Linked DNA regions of Mus musculus: region 2 is linked to region 1. Evidence: chromatin loops called from intact Hi-C (ENCODE). Cell type or tissue: left cerebral cortex. All regions are shown on one strand. Links, peaks and the distances in the headings refer to the core of each region. The heading gives the core; the rest is flanking DNA. Region 1 overlaps B3gat2 (beta-1,3-glucuronyltransferase 2 (glucuronosyltransferase S)). Region 2 overlaps Fam135a (family with sequence similarity 135, member A).

Region 1 (9,617 bases), core at 1,104-9,103:
AGCTGTTTAAATTCTCCCCTTCCTCTGCAGGTTCTCGTGTGGCACACTCGGACAGAGAAGGTCAATCTAGCCAATGAGCCAAAGTATCACCTGGACACAGTGAACATTGAGGTGTAGCCGCCAGGACCAGCAGGTGAGGACAGGAAGTCTGGAGCGTGGGCTGCTGCCCATTCAGGTACTGTTCCTTTGCCTTCAGCCTTTCCTTACCGCCGATGGACGGCCGTTTCGACAGCTACCTGGATGCTACAAAATGTGTTGTCTTCATTTGTCTGCATGTGTTTTCTGAACTGGAAGAGTTTTGTAGAGTGAAGCCACATGTCACTGAAAAGGACAACGAAGTATCTCACACTGCTCCCTCCCTCCCTCCCTCCCTCCCTCCATCCCTCCCTCCCACAAGCCATCTCAATACTGCTAGAATGACAGGTTTTAGAAGCTGATGAGGAGTACTCTGTCAATTAAATATTCCCAGTTAAATTCTTGGCTTCACAACATGAACTATTTGGAAAGCTGATGGCAGTGTACACTGTAGGAAATAAAACCCACAAATAAAAAGGTGTGTGGATTCATCTGTTTAATATAGGGAAATAACATTTTGTCAATACTAGGCACCATAAAATGTAAACACAATTACTGTCATAAACCTGGATATACCTTCAAGGATTAAAAGTGGCTTTGTTTTAGTTACCCTGTGTGCATATAGTGCAGAAAAAGGTCTTCATATTAGCACTATGTACATGAGAAGAGGCCCACATTACAAGAGGCAATGGAAATTTGAATTCTGAAACCTTCATTGAGTTTTACAGTAGCATCCAGGTTTATCTCCGTTCACTAACCACGTTCCCTGTTAAGCACATCATAACAACAGCACAGTGGAGTGAGTGATGAATAAAAGAATTTGATACACTAGAAAACAGTGCTCAGTGATACATTTACATTCTATTTATATGATTAAACATTTGATCATACAGTACCTTTCTACAGGATTACTGGCTAATTTGGGGGTGGGGTTTATACTGTTAGAGGTATTACTAACATGATAACTACTTCCCTTATATGCAAACGTTAGAGCTATAATTTTGCAAATAAAACTGATTATGCAAGTTAACTGAGCAGCTTCCCAATGTGGCTTAGGACATCATGGGGAGTATGAGCAAAGCTGCCCTCCACACAGATGGTTTCTCAACCTGCTTTCACATCCAATTTAATCAGCACAGACCAACACGGTCAATCAGGTCATTCTTAATGTGAGCAAATGGGGGAAAGAAAAAATACGTTATGTACATGAATAAATGGGAACTAGATGCCTTTGCAGCGAGGAATGTTGGGGTCGGTTCTGGATGGAACTCTGTGACAGCTTCTTACTTCCACAGCTGTGTGCTCAGCGTCTGCCCCGATGAGCTTCCAGACCACCCTGCTGTCGTGCTGGGAGGCTGGCCAAAACCTGCACTAGCGTTAGCACTACTGAGGTTCATGGCAGCCATCTGCTGATTCATCTGCGAAACACAAAAGGCTTGGTTTACAAGGAGGACCCTCTTTTCACTCCTGACTCCTTAGCTACAGCCAGACACTTCATCAGATGTGAAAATTAGTCCAGACACTGGATGTGGACTACACTGAAGTCTTTCTACTGAAATCAGTTACTTTTTTCTTACTTTTTTCTGAGTTAGGTGTTACTTATAAAGTAATCCATAATTAGTTCACTTTCTAGATTAACCACAACTGAAAACACATCAAAGTAATCTTTGAGTTTATATCTGAGACCATCACTCTTCTGTGACTCCAAGACTGAGACATTTTAGAAAGTAAAACATCTAAAATTACCCTAACATTTACAAAATACTCATACCTCTCTATTAACATCCTAAATGACCTTAATATACTTCCTAAACATTAAAAAGGTCATATAGCATATGTTTTAGGTTTATGTTATAATAACATAAACAGCTAAAATTAAATTTCATTATATGCTATACAATAAACAACTACATGTACTTTTCTTTCAGGCTAAAATCCAGTATATTTATCAGGCTCTTAGCACAGTAGTTCTCCCACTACCCAGTTTGGTGACGGAACAAGAGATGCAGGATTTACCTAAAATAGTTTCAAACCTATGTTCAACATTATCTGTGTTCTTTGTGCAAATTTTTTTTAAAACCCAAGACATAATAAGCACACATGTGTCTACAGACAGGTAGCTTCCATCTTCCCTTCTGCTCACTCTTGTGGCCTTGCTGTTCTTCACTGGCTCTCCTGTACTCTAACCTGAGTCATGTGAGCCTGAGCATCCTGGTCACAGAAAAGCTGTTCCTAGTATCTGACATCATTCCCGAGGTTTCCAATGCATAAGCAGTGTGTACGTATATACCTATAAACCGCAGCTGTCACAGCACACGAGCATTTGTAAGATACACGGTGATTCTGTGAATGTTAGTTAGCAGACATTGTTCTGAAGGTAAACTAGGGGTCTTAGTGGTCCTGGTTCCTGTGAGATGCTCGGTGGACCATCATGCAGGAATGGGAATGGGACCATGAGCACTAAGTCAAAGCCTCTGATGTGGGGTAACAGCAGAAATGTTACTCTAACCTAAGCCAGACAGACATGGAATTTATCAGTGAATACCTGAGGGAAGCAGGGTTTACATTCTCACCATGGGGATTCCTGAGCCAATGGATGTTCCTCATACATCAACAGGCAGTAACCACATGACAGCGGCAGCCTTGATCCCTCATAAAACTGTGCTTTGAAAATATGAAGCTGGATTTCTATCTCACTGATAAGAATTAATAAAAAAAAATAAAAGATGCAAACTATCAGTGAAGATACTCTGGTCTAAGTGAACTATGAAGAGATCCCACCCAGGAGCCAAGTAAGCATGGCTGGCACCAAGCCTGACAGGTAGGAGCTGAGGTATGTCTTAGATGCTGCCCAAGATAAGACTACTTCTAGCTAGTACAGGCATGTTCACCATTACAACTTGGTTACAGTCTGAAATGAGGAAAGGAAAGTCCTAACATTTATATATAGAATAGTCTTAGTAAGGACAGTAACTAGTCATTTATCTATAAACACTTGGATCTGGCCAAACTTATCCCTTTCTTTTGTTCCATCATTAGAGTTCAAAACAAATAAAAGTCCCAATATACAAATGTGGTTTCTTAGATGTTAAGGTGGTAGAAGCTACAAGAGCCTTACCTGTGAGAGGTTCCACTGAGGCTGCTGGGCTTGTGGCAAGCCGAACTTACTCTGTGGTGCACCCATTTGTCCCACCATTCCTCCCTGAGGGCCAACAACATTCTGAGGAAGTGGCATCACTCCAGTCTGTGCGTTTCCCATGAACCCATTGTGCATGGGCATGCCCACCATCATGCCAGTATTCTGTCCCATCATATTTCCTATAAGACCGGGAGCTGCAGGCACTGGGACGCCCATGGAAGGAAAACCTTGAAATGCAGTCGGTGCTTGTGAGGTAAATGGTATATTTGTGGGTCCCATAAACACACCTGTATTGTAAGAACCATGAATAAAAAAAGAAAAGAACAGGTCAAGAAGAGGCTCTTTATATGGCTGCACTCCTCTCCGGAGAAAGGGGCAGAAAACTCAAAACAACCCATGCCTCAACCTTCAGAGCTGTTACTCCAGGACACAGACAGACGCACAGCCTAGAGGACATGCTGCTCTTGCTGACTGGTACCACTGCTCTCACAAAACCCAACCAGGCAGGGAGAGAAGTGGTTCTTTGTTTTATGAAGAGGTAGGTGGGTGGCCACACAGTTTCAGCCTATATATGAAATAAGCTTATTTTGGAACTAAGGGTCTGATGTATTAAAACTGAATAATTATATGCTTATATTTCACTACAATGAAAGACAGTTCCAAGTTTTGCATAATTATACATATGTATAGTTCTGACTGCTTAATTGTTTACTGCAGAGGAAACAAGAGTTTACACAAAGTCAAATTCATGTAAATCCAATCCAGTTAATTCCTGAACTCCTGTCTTATAAACTTGTAGAACAATATCAAATGATATGTGAACAACTTGTTATGTCTCAAGTGAATAAAGTTCTGTGAATCCTATATTGTTTAATTCTGATGCTTCATTCATTTCAGTTCTATAAGCTGCAACAGAAGCATCCACTGGTACCATAGAAAACTGTAACTGAGGTCATTTCAGAGGATGCACTCTACAACACCGTGTCACTGTGTGCAAGTGGAGCGCAACATCAATTACCAGGAGTGCTTTGCTGTGCTCCTGTACCATACAGAGATAAGATGGAGTCTTTGGAGAGTTGTTTCTTTGCTACTTCTTCTGACTTTGTAGTTTGCTCAGTAAACAGATCCAGGTCCCCAGATGTAACGGTAGACAGGGTAGCAGGTGCTGGTACGGAGGCAGTCCCCTGGGCAAAACACCAACAGAAACTTAATTTCTACAAAGGACAGCTTATCTAATACTAAAGTTCACATAAAATTATGAAATTGGTAGTATATAATAAGAGGAAAAGGGTGACATCTCTGAAGATCATTTTCCAGCACACACACACACACACACACACACACACACACACACACACACATATAATCTAGAATGCAGAAAAAATGTCACGACATAAGCTGTAGTGAAGACCAAGGAGCACGGAGCTCCTCCACAGCCACGCTAAGCAGCCAGGAAAGAGCAAGTTTTGCTCATCATCCTGGAACACAGAGGGTATGACAACATGCAGATCCAGTCTGAAGACTCCCCAGCACGTCTCTCAAGAACTAGCGTCACTTGGAATAAAGAATGTTACACCTTGCAGAAGCAAAGGCTCTGTAATGGGAGATTAAAAGCTTGTATCTTTTCAAAAGCTATACCGTACAATGTTTACACACCTATTCTAGAACTATTTTAGCAATACTAGAATGCATCTACTCCAGAAAATAAGTACAGAAAACTGGCTACCTATATTCAGCCATAACTTTCATGCTGTTCAGAGGCAAATCATACAAGTAATTTAGATATTGAATATAAAACAAGTTTCCCATTAGTCCTCTATATCTTACACAGAGATAGTTTTACATAACCACAATTGACATTCTTCCTTAATCATTGGTTTTAAATAATGAAAAAAAAAAGATTTTTCTGGAGTCTAATAAATGCTGGCTCCTACTCTTCCGGAACTACAGATAGAGGTGGGTAGCAAGCAGAGGCTGAGCCCAGTCGCAGTCCTGCTGTAAACTACCCTCAAAGCACTTGATTCAGACCTACATAGGTAGAACCATATTTTGACTCTGACTAACTGAGCAAGACTTGTAAAAAACATAGAAAAGGCTGTCTTATTTTGCAAAAATTCTAAAATATGTAAGAAATTAGACATGGGGGCTGGAGAGATGGCTCAGAGGTTAAGAGCACTGACTGCTCTTCCGAAGGTCCTGAGTTCAAATCCCAGCAACCACATGGTGGCTCACAACCATCCATAATGAGATCTGACGCCCTCTTCTGGTGCATCTGAAGACAGCTACAGTGTACTTATACATATCAATAAATAAATCTTTAAAAAAGAAAAAAAGTAAGACACGACAGACTACGAAACCTAACAGTGTCTTTTAATCTGACTATACTTTAGTTCCTAATGAAGAAGCATACACCCCAGCGGCCAATAGAGTGGACCCTGACCAGCTGGGCCGGACTGGATCGCTAATCCTCATTCTTGGGATTTATATGTCGCCTGACTCTGTCCTACAAAATGAGGACAGGCTTCGTTACCACGGGTGCTTTGTAATGGAATTAACAGTGATAACAAAATGACATTACCATATGGCCCTTCCAACACGTCGCTTCTATGCAACACCAGAATCTACTCAGCACCTTGGGTTTCATTCATGATGAATGAGACATAATCAAAAAGCCCAAATGTTTAGGGAAATACTAATTTTGGTTTCATAGTAGAACAGTCTAAAGAACAGCCTCATGGTCTAAATATTATATAAGTAAATATGAACATCTACTTCAGCATAGATACTAGCTAATGGCCAGCCTCAGTGGCATGCCTAGCAAGCACCTGAAATCTGGTAGTTTACTGGGGTGTGTGTGCTATCATTTCACCTTCAGAGTGCCTGTTGTTTTATAACTCAGGCTTTCTGGATTTTCCAGAATCCCAGGGCTGGTATCAGCACTTGTACATATTCATTCGCATATATTCATATTCTGTCTGTCTCCCCACTCCCTCCCTTCCTGGTGTATATAGATAGAAAAGGACTGCTGAACCCAGTTCCTCCCACCATCTACTGTACACTCTGGTCAGCTATTTCCAAGTCGATGGTAAACCCAAGCTGTTTTTATACATGGGTAAATCTCTGACTAAAATTTACATATGCTCAGAAAACAGCAAAAGTCAAATAGGGTTCAGAGTAATACATTATCTTGGTACTTAAACTCAATTACAGCTTAACTTCATATACTAAAATCCTACCAGAATTAGCAACTTTCACCCTTTCAGGACTCATATGGAGACATACATCTAAGTTATACTTTATTGGCAAAGGCAGTATTTTGAAAATGTATTTGGATTTTAATCTTAGCATGTAGTTTGGATAATAGGTAATTCTTATCATAAATTATCTTACAGGGCTCTGTAATTACAGAGCCTACAACTGGCATAATTTTGGTTTATAAATAGTGTTCAAGAAAAGAATTAAGATATGATTTTTAAAATGAACCATGTTGGGGCTGGAGAGACACATCAATGGTTAAGAGCATTTACTCTCAAGGCTCAAATCTAGAAGATCTCTTCTATTCTGCCCTTGTGCCTTAAGGCAGGAAAGTTCCCTCTCACAGAATAGCGGGTTGGGTATTGTGCATTTATTGTTTGTTTTAGTTTGTTCTGAATTGAAAGTATGTAGAATAAAAAGATGCAGGGAAAAAAGAGAGCATTTGCGGCTCTCCTGGAAGACCCATGTTAACTTCCCCAGCACCTACATGGCAGCTCACGACCTCCTCCAGTTCTGGGGGAAGTTCATGTTCTCTCTCAGACTCCTTGAGTGTGTGTGTGCGTGCAAACAAGGCTTCTTTAAAAAGGAAGAAAAGAAAAAACCTTACCATCCTATGAGTGCCTAATCAGCAAACACAAGGCACAACAGTTTGTCTTTGTAACTTGCCAACTGGCTAGAACTTGATTAGCATTAAGGTTAGAGCTTGGGGCTTTCCAGCTGGCTAGCCAGTCAAGTTTCAGGAATCTACCTGTCTCTCTACCACTCCCAGCACTGAGGTTATAGGCATATGCAGCTGGGCCCATTTTATGTGGGTGCTGGGGATCAGAACTCATGACCTCATGCTTGCAGGTATCTCATGCTTGTATCTCCACAGTCCCCTCAGTCCCTGTTTTCACATGAGGGCCATAAGGACTAAAAAGGCCAGAGATACCACTGAGCTAGCTACCTTTCCTGAAACACACACTATTGCTATACTCAAAGTTGATGATGACTGTAGCCTAACTAATTCCCAAGAAATTTACTTGTTAAATTCAAGGCAAGTACACAGTTACTTTAATAACGAAAATATACATAATAAAACATTATTAGTCTTCCTGACACATGGACAGTTATGAAAATCTTTACATCCACACAACTCAGATGTGGCTCCCCTTTTCATATAGAAAAGAAGTACTTCATCTCAAATGTTTTCCAGGAAACCAACTGGCTATCTGTAGTGTTCCAGTGTAATAGGGAGTGAGAGTGTTTGTAGCAGGCTTCCAAGTGACTTTAAACTGAACCTTGAAAGTTAATGTTTCATCTGAAGGAAACTCTATGTAATGTCACAAAAATAACTGAATTTCTTAACCATTAGTACTTTAAAAATCTTACTGCTGTATTCAATGGTTTTTATTTAATCATTCAAAAATAGCAAGGTTCATTTTAAGACTAGCTTAAAATATATTTTACCTTCAGAAAGATACAAACATTTAATTTGCCAGAACTTATAGAATCAAATATATTAGCATCAACAATGTTAATAATACGGGCTTGTGAATTAAGGTCAGATTGAAGGTTGTCTCACATACCCCCATACATATATTCTAAATTGTTGTTCTCATAAATTTTTAAGAATGGTAAAGTCTGCTTGTATGGGTCATAACAGACTCTACTGTAACCATCTCTACAGCTATGTCACCAAAGTAGCTGAAAACTATAAATCAATAGAAATGGCTGTGTTTGAATAAAACTATCTGTCTAAACAAAATAAAATTGCAAGATGAGCTTGCTGAATGCTGGCCTAAAGCATAAGTTTTCAGCTCAGGGACAACAATTTCAAAGTTAAACTTGTGAAGCTTTTCAAGCAGAGATGTCACCAAGAGAGAACACGGTTTGCTGCTTACCTGAGCCGGGGGCATGACAGCTGCAGGTAAAGGGTTAGAAATCATTGGTCCAAAAATGTCCAGATCATCACTCAGGGCTGGCGCTGTGGCTGGGTTTCCATTGGTCACGGGTGCCTCAGCAGGACCATCTGAAAGGAATGCACACTTCTGTCAATATAGAATCTCTTAGTTACAGGAAACAGGGAGCTATTTTAAAATTTTATTTTTTAAAAATAAGAACAATTCAAAAGAAAACACTGTGTTCCTTGCTACTCTAGAACCGACTCCCCATCCTAAAGAGAACACTTCGGTGTTGCTTCCTCTCCAGAAGTAGACTTCTGGTTTCAGGCATAACTCCAGCCGCTCCTGGACAAATGGGAGCACACCACTCACAATGGCCTGAAGACATACTTTTTAAAATCACTGATTGTTTTACCTACACTCATGCCACACACACACACAATATAGCAGCTCCAGAGGCTCTCTATCCTAGACTTCTCATTATATGGTCTTTTAATGGTAAGCTCTTGATATCATTCCCATAAATATTCCTTATTACTACACATACACAAAATTATTGAAAACCCAATTCTTAATAACCTCTTAATTGAAACATTTCAACCTCACACTTCAGTAAACACAAGCTCCCAATGGATTTTAAAACATGCTGTCATTGCTCACCACCTTCGACAGGTCTCACAGAAATTGTTTTAATCTATTCTGAAGATCAGTTTCTAATTTTCAGTATTTGAAAAAGACAGATAAAGATTCATTATTATGATCACATTGTCCTAGATGTTTTTAAAGAATGTTTGCATGTTGTTGGTTTCTGTCCCCTGAAACATGATATCTGTCTTCAGGTGCTGGGGTAGAGATGGAAGGCTGATCCTGAGGGCCTCCTCAGTGTGGATCATCTAGTTCAGTAGCTATGTTTGTACGACTTAACTATGCAACAGTCTTCTGATCCCTAGACTAGTGAGCTGTCTGACCTGTCTGGAAACCACATTTCTGTAAAAGCCATAGGGTCACTGGGATAGAATGTTGGGGAAAAAACAGGTAGTAACAGCAGGCTGTATGACCAATAATATATGAAAAATGTCATCTTGAAATGCATTATTTTATTTGTTTGATACAATACTTTAAAACCCACATAACTACAACCATGCCTAACCACAAAGGATTACCTAAATTTTTCAAAATTAAGACTCAATCTTCAAATATTTAATAATTCCTTGCACTAAGTAAAAGAATTAAATATTTGAAAAATCATTCATACTGATTCTCTA
Region 2 (9,617 bases), core at 876-8,875, 170 kb after region 1:
ACCTCAGTATAAGAGCAGATACCCTGAATCTAATAGGAGAGAAAGTGACGATTAGGCTTGAACTCATTGGCATGGAAAGGATATTTTGAACAGAACACCAATAGCATAGGCCAACAATTAATAAACAGGATCTCATGAAACTGAAAAACTGCTGTATGACAAAGAACATGACCTGGACAAAGCAACAGACTATAGAATAGGAAAAAGATTTTTTTTTTTAATTAACTACACCCCTGTAGCATGCTAATATCTAAAGTATATAAGGAACTAAAAGAAGAACATTAAGAAGAAAAGTAACTTCATTTAAAATGGAGTTCAGAACTAAATAAGAGAGTTCTCAAAAGAGGAAACATAAATCTGAGAACAAAAATGTTCAACATCTTTAGTAACCAGGGAAATGCAAATCAAAACTTTGAGATTTCATCTTACCACAGTAAGAATGGCCAAGATCAATAAAACAAATGACAGCATGTGGTGGTAAGGGTGTGGGGAAATCAGAACACTCAAGCATTGCTGTTGAGAGTGACAATGTGTGCAGCCACTTCGGAAATCAGTGCAGGCAGTATTCAGGAAGTTGGGAACAGGTCTACATCAAGGTCTAGATATATCACTCTTAAATATATATATATCCAAGGATGCTTCATCCCACCATAGAGTCATTTGCTTAACCATGCTATTGCTGGTCTCTTCATAAAAGCCAGAAATTATATTCAGACCAGATACCCATCAGTGGATGAATGGATAAATAAAATGTGGTATGTTTACACAGTGAAGTATTATTCAGCTCTTAAGAGAAATAAAACTCACAGGTAAATGAACGTAGCTATATATATTTTTTAAAAAAATCATCCTGGGTGAAGTAACCCAAACCTCAAAAGACAACTGTTGTGTATTTTCTCTTACATGTGAATGTTGGCTTTTAAGCTTCGATGTGTTCTGTAACCCATATAAACACAGAGGTTAGGTACTTAGTAAGGTACCAGGCAAGAGAAGATCCTCCAAGGAAGGGTCATTAGATACAGTGCCATGGGAGAGATAAGGGAGAAACTAGAATGCACGGCTAAGGAGGAAGGGGATGAAGAGAAGAGCAAAGGATGGAATATAGAGGGAACAGAACACATTGAAGACCATTTAAAATCCAAATGGAAACCTACTTTGCAGCTCTGCAGAGGATATACACATAGCAACAAGGAGAACTGAGCCACTCAACAACACCCCAACTAGGTATCTTTGGCTACCAAGTAAAACCTCCAACGTCAGAAATGGGTTAAATCTTGAGTCATTCACCAACTCCTACACAACATCACAGGCTATTGGACGCCCCCCATAACCTGATGGTAAGGCCCTATTGTTGAAGACAACACTCAAGTGCAGAGTTGTTGAGCTGGTGCCAAGCTAGAGGCTTCGTCTCTACTGACCAGTATTCCTGGTATTTTAAGGTATTCTGCATCCCACCAGAGAAAGAAAAGCCTCAGTATCTCCCAACTACACATTCTATAACCCACAACAGCAACCTGCTGTGAGATGTACTTGTGCAATAATGGCACAAATGTTAAGTGGGTAACCATCACTTTCTGTTTGAATTTAAGGCCCATTCCTTGTTAGAACCTATATATGCCACTGCTATAGTGGCTGATATCCTGAGATTAGATAGGTCACAAGACTAAGGGAAACCCAACACTATTCTTCTTCTTTTTTTTTTTTAAAAAGATTTATTTACTTATTTATTTTATGTAAGTACACTGTAGCTGTCTTCAGACACTCCAGAAGAGGGCATCAGATTTCGTTACGGATGGTTGTGAGCCACCATGTGGCTGCTGGGATTTGAACTCAGGACCTTTGGAAGAGCAGTCGGCGCTCTTAACCACTGAGCCATCTCACCAGCTCCCCCAACACTATTATTCTGCAGATGTTTTGCTATATGCACCTATATGCATAGGTGGGTACCTCACTCAAACCACATTAAAAATCTTCTTTCAGCAGAATTAACTTTTCTTCTTGTAGTGAATTAACACAGAGACCCACAATTGGACAATGTGCAGAGTGAGAGAATTTGGAGCGCGAAGTCATAAATAAGATGTCTACATCAAACCCCATCCCTCAATGCTCAGGCATCTATGTGGAAGAGAATGATTCTACACGCCAAAAGTGATGGATGACTCCGAGCAAACAGTATTTGCACGGCAGGATTGATGCACATAAGAAGTCACAGAGATGGTGGCAGCACACACAAGGCCTGTACAGAGACACATTGCTGAGAGGACACAGTGGGCACAAGCTCTTGACTCTAACCAAGAAGCTAAGTGTAGTTGATACTTGCTGACAAACAGGAAAATCAGTGGAGTCCCACTAGATATCCACAGCTCAGGGCAAGTCCCAGGCCCAGGAGTAGTTGGCCAACACACAACAAACTTAATTTTTTAAAAAAAATTTTAATGTATTTTTTACTTTTTTTTTTCCGGGGGTGGGGTGGGTGTGGGTCCTAACAGTCTGTTCTCATCTTCATTTCTGTGTTTCTGCAGTGTTTTTGTGTTTTGAAAGAAAGAGGAAAAAGAACACACAGCTGGGTGAGTAGGGAGGTGGGAAGCATTAGGGAGGAGTTGGAGAGGGGAAACATGCTTTCAAAGGGAAGAGGAAAGACGAAACATTTAGCACTCTATCCCCAAAGAAAGTGCAATTTCTGACATTTTAAAAACATGTTTAACAGACAAGAAACAAAAAAGAAAAATATCTGGCAGTTTATAAAAAAGGCTGAAGGCTGTGGTGGGGGACAGCTAGAAGATCACAGTGATGGACAGAGACAGCGCTAGACAGTCCTGACTAATAGGGTTGGTGAGACAGCTGGTCAGGTAAAAGTGCTTGCTGACCCACAATTCCACCATATTGTCCTTGACTTTCAAATGTGTGTTGTGGCATGCATGTGTCCACCCTGCCTACACACACATGCAAATTTTAAAGTTCTGTACAGCTTGTTAAAGCCATAATCCTATCAAGAAATTAAGAACTACTTTAATAGTTTAGCATTAGATTCTGCTATTTCTTTCCAAAATTATGCCAGAATGATACAGTTCTGTCGCCAGAGACATCTGACAGTCTGTTAGCTCAGAAGCTTATCTTCTAAACTGCTGTGACATACTCACCCGCTTTATTACTAAGCTTATATAAAAATGTTTGGCGAGGGTCTGAATGATCTCGACATGTCAACTGTAAAAGAGAGCCTGATTTTTTCCATTTCTGCATAAACCAGAGACCTAGAAAGTTGAATATGATATGTGAGCACATATGGGAAGGTAGTAATACATAAATTTATTAATGTTAATATATACTCATTAAAAATAACATTTAATAATTAACATTTTGTTGGTTAATAAAAATGTATTTGCCAACTACTTTACTCTCTGATAAACATCTTTACATGTATTGCTTAATGGTGGTTCATGGAGGCACAGTGACAGAATATATAGTAGTATACAAACAGCAAACTTGGGATGAGTCCACCTTTAGGCAGCCAACTTAAAAGTATAAAACACAGAGAGCAAAACTTTAACCACAGTAGACCCAAATGTCCATGCGCTGGACTTTTAGTGAGAAGGTAGTTACAAGGAAGGTAAACAGACTTAATTTAAACAGCACTTGGAATGAATGACTCATCGACATCTTCTAGTGACAATTTGAAACGACTGGTTGGAAATGGGTACAAAGAAACTGGAATGATTCATCAATGAAATTTTAAATGTATTTTTACAGTGGGGATCTGACTAAGCTATCATATTAAAAAAATCCAAGGGAAAAATTAAATCAACCTATAGGTAAACTAAGGACCTGTCACATCTTAATAACTTTTTATATTGGTTTGGCAATATGACACATAACCTTTAATCCTAGAGTTATGCTTTTTTACTTTTTATTGATGTATTTAGTTTGTTGAGTATAAATGCTTGCCTGCATATAGATGTGTGCACTGCATGCATGTCTGTTGAAAGTCCCTAGACTTGGTGTGAGTGAGAAATCACATGAGTGCTGAGAATCACACTTGGATTCTCCGCAAGAGCAACACGTCCTGAAGTGCCAAGCCATCTCTCCAGTCCTCCATTATGCTTTTATAATTAAAGCTCTGAAAAGTGGCCAGCTGGCTAGTAGGGAAGATCTGTAAGTAACTGTTATAACAGTATTCTTATATACAAGATAAAAAATGAGCTTTATTTTCTATTTTATGAGAGTTCAGGTTATGTGACAAATTGGCTCTAAATATAAATAGCAAAAAATCCTAAAATTATCTATGTCACATTTTTTTAATACACAGTAACAAACCTTTCTACCTGTATTGACGAGAGCACTGCTGTTGTAGAGTGTACCAAGATGAGGTCCAGAAAGAGAGAGAAAGGTATGAAGTTTGCTGAGGTAATATTTAAACCTTGGCCTTGTAAGCACTGAACGGATTATTAAATTGCCTAACGAATGTCCAATAAAGCTGTAAGAAAGAAACAGAAAAATGTATTTATCATACAATATTCATTTTAAAGAGAGACACAAAGTAAGAAAAACCCTCAAATCTGATACACAAGAGATTATTTTGAAATATTATGAATTTTGAGATTAAATTATAGTTTAATACTTGAAATACTTTAACTTATAAAAATATAAGAATTGGATCTAAATTATGATAAGAAATACATTTTATAACACCTATCATAATGAGTAACTGTGTAGAAATAAATATATTTAAAAATATTTGTATAGGCTGGAGAGATGGTTAAGAGCACTGACTGCTCTTCTGAAGGTCCTGAGTTCAAATCCCAGCAACCACATGGTGGCTCACAACCACCCGTAAAGAGATCTGACGCCCTCTTCTGGTGTGTCTGAAGACAGCTACAGTGTACTTACATATAATAAATAAATGAATCTTTAAAAAAATTAAAAAACTATTTGTAGAGGTTGGATGGGTCACAGACGGCTCAGCAGTTAAACGTACTTATTGCTCTTGCAGAGGAGCCTGGCTCAGATCCTGGCCGCTGCACTACAGCCTCCAGGTGTGTGTGTGCTTCCAGGTCTTGGGGCTCTGGTGCTCTCCTCCAGCTTTCATGGTCACAGGCAGACAGATCTCACACACACACACACACACACACACACACACACACATACACACACACACTCTCATGAAGATAAAACATTTGTATACGCAATGGAAATCTTTAAGAAATAGTCATATAATAACTCGGTCCTAACTTTTCCAAATTATTTATTTGTTAAGCCTCAAATATAACAATGAAATTGTACATATAAAAGACAAGACAACTTGTAAGAAATTATCTATTTGCTGCTCTTATGCTGTTGAGAGTTTAAAAGTAATGGAATGAGGAGATAGTGTAGTTGCCCAAGTGCTTGTCTAGGAAGGTGAGGACCAGAGTTCAGTCATTAAACGCACATCTCAAAGAACATGCTGGGAATGCAACCTCTCAGCAGTCCCATGATGGAAACTGACTCTGGCTAACTGCCCTGCAGTCACCCACGTATGCTGGATGCTATGGCACCCCCCCCCCCCAAAAAAAAAACACAGAGTAAATACATTCCACTACAAAAAACAAAACAAGATGTGCATGTGGGTGCTTCCTTGCATCTCAGGTGCTGGAGAGGTAGGGACAGATGGACTTCTGGGGTGTGTTTGCAGCTAACCACTCTGGTCTACTTGGTGAGGTCAGGGCTAGGGAGAAAGCCTGTCTCAAACAGTGCCTGAGAATGGACACCTGCGGCTATCCTCTGGCCTCTCTGTGTGTGAATATACATGCATGTGCATGCACACATACACCAAAAATTTAAGGAAAAATAATTTAAAATGTTAACCAACATGTATTACCACTATGTATCTGTAGGTTCCAATGTTTTGGTTCAAATCATGTATGTAATGTCTCATCACCAAATGACGGTAGTCAGCATTTGCGTGTCCTCAGACAGCCGTCACTTCAGTCTGGGGAAAACTGCTGGCTCTCGGCACGGGAACAGTACCTGCTACTACTCACCTAGTTTCTGTCCCTAAAATTTATTCTGAACATTCTATACAATAATATAACCTTTCCTCAATGGTGAGTGCACGTGTACATGTTTCTGTGCATATACATACAGGTTCATATATGTGCATACATGTGTAAAGGCCAGAGATTAACATCAACTATACTCTTTTATTGTTTTCCATTTTACTTCTTTAGAGACAGGGTCTCTCAATGAACCCAGAGCTCACAAACTGACTAGACAGACTGGCCAGCATGTTCCAGGAACCACTTACTTGTCTCTGGTCCCCAGCACTAGACTGACAGATGTGCACCATTGTGCCTGGCGTTTACATGGTGTTGGGGATCTGAACTTAGATCCTCATTCTTGCATAGCAAGATACAAAGCAATTTACCAACTGAGCCAATTTTCCTAGTTCTAAGATATAGTTATAGGTTCTTGTAATTCACTACACGATCATAAGTTATTTTGTATGTATGTATGTATGTATGTATGTATGTATGTATGATGTATATGTGTGCATGTGGAAGACAGAGGACAGTACATGGATGTTGGCTCTCTCCACAGCACCACAGTCTTGTTATCAGCTGAGCAGATTAGGTTGACAGTACTACAGACTGTTTTGTTCTTTAAGTCACAGAAATATAAAAATAGACAGTGTAATAATGTTACCTTATTTTTGAGACTGTTAAACTATATATCTGAATATACTGTATGATCTCATCCAAAAGGCGATCAGTCATGCAGTCAAAATCAGCAAAAGTATCATTCTAAACAAGAGGAGAACATGTTATATACTAAAATATACCATAACATGAAATACAATCATACATTTTTTTTTAAATTTAGGTTTTATCAATATAGTTGAGTTCACTTTAAGGCAAGTTAGTGATTGTAGAATTCATTATATTAAAGTGAACAAGAAAGTTTCTAAGGGAAAGGAGTCTCAGTACCTGTAATAGCACTTGCTTCATTTAGCTATGTCTTAGGCTAGTAGGATTAAACACAGGGCCTCCAATAATGACTTAATTAATAAAACTTTTGTACAGAAATGTGAACTCTAAAATGTTTTACGCACAAAGAGAACTCCTAAGTCAGAATGTATGTCCTTTGTCTATGAACTGATGGTAATTTCACAAAAGTCAGAAGTGTTTGTAAGACCACAGGCATTGTGTAGCAAGCAAAATGTAGGAACTGGCACAAAAATGTTTGCTGCCACTGAAAATACCGCCTTATTGTACCTGGTTTCTCTCAGACATAAGAAAATCAACTCTTCCCCCAGGCAGTCCAAGTTCAATGTATGTTTTTACTAGTCGGAGATCTGCACTGTTTCCTAGAAAATGAAAAGCAATGTTTAAAGATGAGGAGGAGGAGGAAAAGGTGTCACGCATACAATCATGCACTTTCACGGTTTTTGGAAACAGAAAGTTCTTGTCTTAATCCATTTGCTGACAGACAATGTGTTGTGTAAAAGAGTTTTCAGCCGATATCCTTTAACGGTTGAGTTCTTAAGAAGTTTGGTTCACGTATCTACCAAACAGCACAGCCCTTTACAGACTAACAGCAGTCAACGAGTGAGTTGCTCTCCATTACTGCCCTAGGTAATGTAATAAATTTTGAATGTATTTATATTTATGTTTAGTCTGTTGACCTTCCTTCGGTGGCTACAGTTTAATAACCATTACGTAAAAATACATCAGTAGGCATATTTAAAGAGAGAAATAAAATATACAGATATAAAATATAGAACGCCTTTAAAATTAGTAGATTTTTCAGATTCCTTTGGTTTGCTAGGAATGTATACATGCTATTATCAGGTGCTCAATTTTATTTTACCCTTCTAATATCTACTGTTTGGTACTTCATTATCAATTATTGAGATGTTATTCTTTTTTATTTCTAATTTTAAAATGGATACCTCTAATTTTCACTATTAAATGTAAGACTTCCATGGCTTAGAAACACATCCAATTAATCACAACTACGGGCTGGAGAGTAGTTCTCCTTACTACCTAATGTTTAGTTCATACTTCATATTCACTGGGAATGGTTCTTGTATCTCATCAATTATTCATATTAATTTACTTATGTACTATACTGTAAAGAAATTTCTTTATATTTATTGCTGTATTCTGGACATAGAAAATTTGTTATAATAATTTAATATTAATGCTACAAGCTAGAGTTTTATTTACCATATCAAATAGTCTGTTTAGGGGAGTATGATGGTGTTACCAGATTTGGTACCATAGTTGGAATAACCAAAGAATGGGCTGCAGTCCATCTTTTTTCTATTATTCTGAACCAATTTATGTGACATAAAGACAGTCTGTGTTGTGAAATTTTCAATAAAGGAAATCTGCCAGATAATTCTGTCAAAAATGTTGTTTTGCAGATAGTTCTTTGACATGACATTATTTGAAGATAGGGTTAAAAGATTGTTATTGAAGATGTTTTATTTCTTTTAGAGTCTTTTAAAAAAGATCTTTATTTAACATTTTTATATCCCACAAAATAGTTTGTTGTAGAATTAAAGTAATATGTCATATTAATCTAGAAATAGTTGGTGTTTTTCTATTAGCTTGGAAAATTAGAAAGGAAAACCTGCTGCTGCTGTGAAGCTACAGCATGACGTCAGTGCTGCCTAAGCTTAGCAAGGATGCCAATTTCCTCCCAGTCCCTCAGGCCTAAGAAGCAAGGGAAAGAGAACAGGAAACTGTTAAGGGACAGTCCTAAGGTTATGGTTGATAAAATCAGCAAGAATACCGAAAAAATTACAATGAAAACATTTACATGAGTGTCAGATCATCATTCATATACATACATATGTATATGTACTATATATACACATACATACATATAGTCAGCAGCAAATTTACTTTAAAAAGAACAAAAATCAAAATCTAACATTATATTTAGTAAAGTACAGTATATCTGTTTCAAAATGTAATATTCAATTAATTTTAGCAATTCACCACTTTTCAAGTTCAAAGATTACAGAAAACTGACTGTCCTATTAGGAAAAGGTACAGAGTTGCCATGGCAGGTGTCAATGGCTGGCACATACCATCTAGACCATGGACACAGACAATGAGATGCACGCCGTCCTCAGAGCCGTCCTCTTCGTCCATGCTGAAGTACGGTGCTGAGGATGCCAGCAGAGGAACATCACTGTACATGAAACCAGGCAGTCTGAGTTGCTTCAGCTCTTCTTTTGCCTGAAGGAAGCTGAAGTGAAGTGTTATAGGAAACAGCCTTTACTAAAGATCAGTCACCCTTTGTTCTTAGAAACAAAAAGAGCACATAATGAACTTAGAGAAGTGTAGGAAAAGAGGCTCAGCAATATTTGTAAAAACCAAGAAACTACGTGGGTCATCTAAGTGATTTTATCAAAGGATTACTGTTTTGGTTCTTTTAGTACATATTCTAATTAAATACAATGAACACTTCAAGCCTGAAGTAACTTGAAAGTAGTCTTTTCAACTTGAAACTAAGAAAATGTTAGAAGTGGTTTACACTTTCTCCAAAATTTAATATTACATGCATAGAATAACTGAAAGCACTGGAAAATGGCAACTGGTATTTACATGTAATCAAACTCTTTCTTCTTT

What was found. Hi-C counts contacts between places; a loop is a spot of excess contacts. Peaks named below come from ENCODE experiments on the same cell type or tissue, not always from the same donor. Only the 100,000 strongest peaks of a DNase experiment are listed, where the experiment ranks them.
Region 2: it touches region 1 in a loop (2.1-fold over the local background); 2 of 42 quality-filtered maps call a loop at or near these places.

Annotation. Positions count from the first base shown.
Region 1 is chr1:23,845,071-23,854,687 of GRCm38, forward strand. It overlaps B3gat2 (beta-1,3-glucuronyltransferase 2 (glucuronosyltransferase S)), which reads left to right. Exons shown (of 4, transcript NM_172124.2): 4 at 31-2,795. The coding sequence ends at 117. It overlaps Smap1 (small ArfGAP 1), which reads right to left. Exons shown (of 10, transcript NM_028534.3): 7 at 8,353-8,480; 8 at 4,233-4,398; 9 at 3,194-3,501; 10 at 555-1,493. The coding sequence ends at 1,359. Among named protein-coding and RNA genes, the nearest start is that of Smap1, 73 kb to the right of the region's middle. In left cerebral cortex, for the core only: no CTCF peak of the experiment used is centred there; DNase peaks (open chromatin) are centred at 1,392, 4,684 and 6,211.
Region 2 is chr1:24,017,535-24,027,151 of GRCm38, forward strand. Fam135a (family with sequence similarity 135, member A) reads right to left here. Exons shown (of 21, transcript NM_026604.4): 15 at 9,074-9,234; 16 at 7,248-7,339; 17 at 6,679-6,776; 18 at 4,320-4,471; 19 at 3,141-3,251. Among named protein-coding and RNA genes, the nearest start is that of Sdhaf4, 17 kb to the left of the region's middle. In left cerebral cortex, for the core only: a CTCF peak has its summit at 4,859 (motif pointing left); no DNase peak of the experiment used is centred there.